2 separate regions of the Homo sapiens genome follow, and region 2 is linked to region 1. The links are chromatin loops, found by intact Hi-C in ENCODE. Cell type or tissue: heart left ventricle. All regions are shown on one strand. Each heading gives the region's core, and the rest is flanking DNA. Links, peaks and the distances in the headings are about the cores only.

Region 1 (2,917 bases), core at 252-2,751:
CAAGCCTGCATCTGTACCTGCTATATCTAAAATAAAAGTCGAAATTTTTTTTAAGTCACAAATCAAATTTAGTACCATATTAGGAAAAAAACAAAAACAAAAAAACAACCTTCCTGGCCAAGTAGGGCCCTTGGGAACACCAGATAGAAAGAGGTAATGCAGCCTATGGTTAAGAGACAGGTCTGGAGCCAGTGTATTTGCCGCTGTCTAGCTGTATGGCCTGGGGCAATTTACCTAACCTCTCTGCACCTAGGTTTTCTCACCTGTAAAATGAATGTAACAATAGTTCTTACCTGATAGGATAGTTGTGTGAACTAAATGAGTAAATTAAGTCAAGAACATAGAAGAGAGACTTAATTAGTTGTCATTACCTCACCAAATGCAGTGGAGATAGAGGCCAATAAACAAGGATGCAACACAAGACTGACAGCAGCTGATGCTGGCCAAGGATGACAACAAACCAGAAACCTCCTCCTTCCCTTCATGCCACATGAGTCTATCAGAGCCCGGATGCTACCTTGGGGACCAACATGGAGCAGGATGGGTAGAAGCTGGAATTAACTGAGCATTGGCTGTGATTGAGATTTTCTGCTACGTTGTTCCTCTACTGAGAATCCCTACTGATTCTGAAATCTGATCTACGTCTGGAATCTCCTCCTGATCTGTGGGGTATTGCTATCAGATGCAAGAAGACTAGCTAAGGCCAGGCGCAGTGGCTCAAACCTGTAATCCCAGCACTTTGAGAGGCCGAGGCGGGTGGATCGCCTGAGGTCAGGAGTTCGAGATCAGCCTGGCCAACATGGTGAAACCCTGTCTCTACTAAAAATACAAAAATTAGCCAGGTGTGGTGGTGGGGAAACTGTTTTTAATAGAGTAATGGAGGTGAAAACCACGCTGAAGAGTAAATATTAACGAGGGGCTTGGTATCCCTTGTTTTATATAACTGTAGGTCTATCTAATTCCAAAGCCCATACTGCTCACTTTTCAACATCCTGCTAAATTGTCACTCTTCCCTCCTGCTTTTCTTTAACCAGTATATTGATTAAACCACACAAGCAAAGAAACGTGCCCAACTGCCTAGAGTACTAGCTAACAGAGTCTGGATAAATTACTAGCAATACTTATTGTTTAATACAATTCTGTTTTTTGTCCTTATAACAATTACACATTCTGACCTCCACATACATAATGAATGTGGAGAACCATCTTTTGGCCTCCCCAGGCCACTATCTTTTGGAAAACCAGCAAATTTAAAGACCAACCAACACTATGATGTGAGCGCCACCTACTGTTAAGAAACTTAAAAGCACATCTCAGATAGTCCTCATATCTTGAATTGGTTCAAAGTATTAAAGCACATGTTCCAGAGATACTTCAGTTGGATAAATCGTAGGTGATACTTACTTTCAGTTAACTAGTTAAAAGGTTAAAACTTTAAAGGTTCCCTTTAATTTTTTTTTTGAGACAGTCTCGCTCCATCCCCCAAGCTAGAGTGCAGTGGTGCGATCTCGGCTCACTGCAACCTCTGCCTCCCAGGTTCAAGCGATTCTCGTGCCTCAGCCTCCCCAGTAGCTGGGATTACAGGCGCCTGCCACCAGGCCTGAGTAATTTTTTGTATTTTTAATAGAAACAGGGTTTCGCCACGTTGGCCAGGATGATCTCGAACTCCTGACCTCAGGTGATCTGCCCGCCTTGGCCTCACAAAGTGCTGGAATTATAGGAGTGAGCCACCGTGCCGGCCAAGTTCCCTTTAATTTTTTTCTCTTTAACCTTTAGTTAATTAGTAAACTGGTCAATTATTTGTGCATGTTCTCTCTTTTAACTACAAAATTCTGTCTTTTAACTACTTAAGAAGTTTTAAGTTTTACAATTTAAGTTGTTTTATATGTAATGTTGAATGTTTTAAATAGTGGACATTTCTAAGACCTACTTGGTGGGCTTGCATTTGAAAACTTCAACCTGGCTGGGTACAGTGGCTTACACTTGTAATCCCAGCACTTTGGGAAGCCGAGGTGGGCAGATCACCTGAGGTCAGGAGTTCAAGACCAGCCTGGCCAACATGGCAAACCCCATCTCTACTAAAAATATAAAAATTAGCTGTGCATAGTTGCACATGCCTGTAATCCCAGCTGCTCCGGAGGCTGAGGCAGGAGAATCACTTGAACCCTGGAGGCAGAGGATGCAGTGAGCTAAGATCACGCCATTGCACTCCAGCCAGGCCCTAGATACTAGAAATCTAGGGTTTTAAAAAATTATCTCAATGTAGAGCAAACAATATAAAAATATAACAAAAGGCTAAGTGGTATAATGGAAGTCTCTGTGAAGAAAAATCAGAAAAGTTTGCTGTGGGCTTTTCTACAGAGGCAACTTTTGAACTACAGAATGTCAGAACAGGTAAGAATTTATTCATTTGTCCATTTATTTATTAAGTACCTACTATATTCACAAAGACAAATAATGCAGGATTCACTTTCTAAAAGAAGCCACAGCCTAACAGAGGAGGTAGATATATAAACAAATTATTTATTCCTCCCCATCCCTTTGTATAAAATCAGAATAAAATATGTTAATTAGGAATGGAAATATAAACATCAAGAGACTCAGATACGTACACAAAGGAGTCAACACTTGGTATAAAGTACTATAACAGGAGTAAGTCCTATGTGAAATGGTAACATAAAGATGACTTGATTAACCTCATTACTTGGTGAGTCCTACAGAAATATGAGTTCCTAAAGGGTGAAATTTGATCCTATTAATTTTGTAACTCCTGGACCAGCACTGGGGCTGGAACACAGTGGCCAGTCAAAGCTGGCTGAATTGTGCGCAGAGGAGGGAAAGGACGGACAAAGAAGGCTCATCAAGAAGATGATCAGCTAGGCGCAGTGTCTCACGCCTGTAATCCCAGCACTTTGGG
Region 2 (2,917 bases), core at 205-2,704, 110 kb before region 1:
CTTGAAACCGTGTGACCTTGGGTAAGTCACTCTAGCCCTTGAAGCCAGCTTCCTCAGCTATAAAATGGTACAAAGTAACACTCTCCACTGTATAAGGCTGTTCTGATGGCTACATGCCTATACCTTACACAGTACTTGGCATGTAGAAGACACTGAAATACAAGCTGTGGTTGCTGTTGTTTTTGAGGGAAGGAAGAAACTGGTAAGTGCCCAATAAAAGTCAGTTGTTTTGTTATTATTTATTGAGAGTTGTTGTGTGGTATATTAGGCACTGTGCCAAGTACTACACTATTATTATTTACTCTTCTCAAAGACTCTATGTCTCTATGTATTATTTTTTTTTTTCTGTTTAACAGAATAGGAAGCCTAAGCTCAGAGAGGCTTAGTAACTTGGTCATAGTCACAAAGATAGTAAAAGGCAGAGCTAGGGATGAATTTAGGTGTTCCTGCCCAAGATTTTTTTTTTTAAGACAGTGTTTTGCTCTGTTGCCCAGGCCGGAGTGCTGGATTACAGTGGTTAAAATCACAGCTCAATCTAGCCTCGACCTCCTAAGTTCAAGTGATCCTCCTGCCTCAGCCTCCAGAGTAGCTGGGGCCACAGGTGCATGCCATGATGCCTGGCTAATTTTTAAAAAATTTTTTGTAAAGACAGGCTCTCATTATGTTCCCCAGGCTGGTCTCAAAGTCCTGGCTCAAGTGATTCTCCCGCCACAGCCTCCTAAAGTGTTCAGATTACAGGCATGAGTGACACACCCAGACAACTGCCCAAGCTCTTAATGGCCCAGACTGAAGCCTGGTTCTGTCTGTGCCCACCTGAGTCTAGAAAAGGTGGTGAGCTGGTACCTGATGACCCCACAACATGGCACAGTACAGGACCGGGGGTGCAGAGGTAGAGAATGGGCAGCAGCAGACAGAAGCCTCAAGGAAGGATTGCCAAGGAGCAGAGAAAAATCAGGCACAAGAGAAGGGGCGGGACCAGGTTCCAAAAGGATTTAGACACCCAGCAAGCAATCAGGAATAGAGCCTACAGTGATGAGGACCGTGTCTTCTTTACTTCTGTTTCCCAAGTGCTTAGTACAATGCTGACCATAGTGCTGCCTCATAAAGATGTAGCAGCTGAATTAATGAATTATTTAAATAATGGATTAATTCATATTTTGAGGGTAGCAAATGATTTGAAATTTGTAGGTAGGATGTTTTGGAGTGGGAGAGAGATGTTCACCTCTGGACTTTTCTTTTTTAAAAGAGTGAGCCGTTCAAAATAGAACAACTGGAATATTTCCCTTGGAGTGCTGCCAGTGCACACAATGCCTCCTTTTCTTCCCAGGTCAGAAGGCGTTTTGGGCCCAGCCCCTCGGCATGTGTGTGCAGCCTGCAGCCTGTCCGACATACTTACCCACTTGTGCTCTGGAACACAAAGGCCTCCCACCTGCCAAGCCCAACACAAATGCCTCCTTCACCACAGTCCTCTGGTGTATGTGGGTTCAGCTGCTGCTGCTGCTGAAAGTCCCCCTCCAGGGCAAAAGTGAGGCTCCAGTGGCTCCAGTCTCTCCACGACTGCTCAGAGAAAGAGACCACAATGCTTTCTCAACCATTGAGTCCCCTTCACTGGCCACAAGGCATGAAGTTCAATAGCCCAGTAACTTGAGGAAAGAAGAAAAGAGACCCTTTTCTGTTCAAAGACCAGCCTCGACAGATTGTGTGCAATCATCCATTTATCAGAAATTCTTCTTCAGGCACTGGGCTAGGTTCTGTGGACTCATGGATGAAAAAGACAGGGTTCTTTTCTTTAAGGAACTCACCGTCCAAAATGGGAGGCAGAGACCTAAACAAGGACCTATGTGGTGTTAGAGAGGTGTGGCTGGAGCATCTCAGAGGATCAGAAAAACATCACAGATCTGGTATTTTTGAGCTGGGCGTTGAAGGATGAGTAAAAGTTAAGCAGGCAGATGGGAGAAGCAGCTCTCTAGCTAGAGATGAAAACATGTATGGTGGGCTTGAAGAATGACCAGCAATCCTGGCCTAGAGTACAGGGTCGGGGAAGCGGATGGCGGAAGACAGAGGTTGGAAGTCAGCTCATTTTATTTTCTAGAATAGGAAACCATCAAAAGTTCTTAAGCAGGGAGGAACAAGACGAAAGCTGGGTTTTAAATACAACTCTGACTGCAATGAGGGGCGTATGTCCCCAGATTCTGGACTATTAGTAGACATTCAATAAATATTTACAGAATGAACAACTGACTTCAAGAGGGAAATAGCAAGTCTGGCAAGCAGTCTGGCCAGACTTAATACCTTTCCCTAAATGCTCCTTTTATTTATTTTTTTTCTTGTAAGAGAACAGAAGCTTTTCTTCTCCTGTACTGAACCATTACAAATGTATATAATCTGAAATTGCAGGCATAATTACATAACGTCTTACATGGTTGGCAGTTTCATGAGTGTTGGCTTTGTCTTCCTGACTGAGTTTCGGCTCCGTGACAGCTCAATGCCTTTTGTGTTCTCTCAGCATTGCCCAAAAGCATCTATCATGTGCTGGGAACACAGTAGGCTCCAGGTAAGCAGAACATGAAACAGACTTACGGAGCACAAGAGCTGGACAGGCTCCTGCAATTACCGAGTTCAACTCTCTCATTTCACAGATGGGGAGACTGGGAGAAAGAGAAACATATGCACTATGTGGAAATGTGTGCACGCTCCTACTACTGGGTTCTTGCATTGCACAGCAGGGACCTGGGCTCAGTTAAGATTTTCAGGTACTAACACCAAAGGTCCAGACATAGACTGAAATTAACCAGTGATGAACCTGGCCAACAGCAAGGTGAACAGAACACCGACACACAAACAACACAGGCACAGAAGAATGTCTGACATACATGAGTGGTATTCAGCACCCACCGCTTATTAAATTATGAAAACA

Evidence for each region. Peaks named below come from ENCODE experiments on the same cell type or tissue, not always from the same donor. Only the 100,000 strongest peaks of a DNase experiment are listed, where the experiment ranks them.
Region 2: it touches region 1 in a loop (3-fold over the local background); 20 of 110 quality-filtered maps call a loop at or near these places.

Annotation. Positions count from the first base shown.
Region 1 is chr1:62,406,316-62,409,232 of GRCh38, forward strand. No RefSeq gene overlaps it. Among named protein-coding and RNA genes, the nearest start is that of USP1, 29 kb to the right of the region's middle. In heart left ventricle, for the core only: a CTCF peak has its summit at 1,290 (motif pointing left); no DNase peak of the experiment used is centred there.
Region 2 is chr1:62,298,600-62,301,516 of GRCh38, forward strand. All of the region lies in intron 1 of KANK4 (KN motif and ankyrin repeat domains 4), which reads right to left. Among named protein-coding and RNA genes, the nearest start is that of KANK4, 19 kb to the right of the region's middle. In heart left ventricle, for the core only: no CTCF peak of the experiment used is centred there; a DNase peak (open chromatin) is centred at 1,362.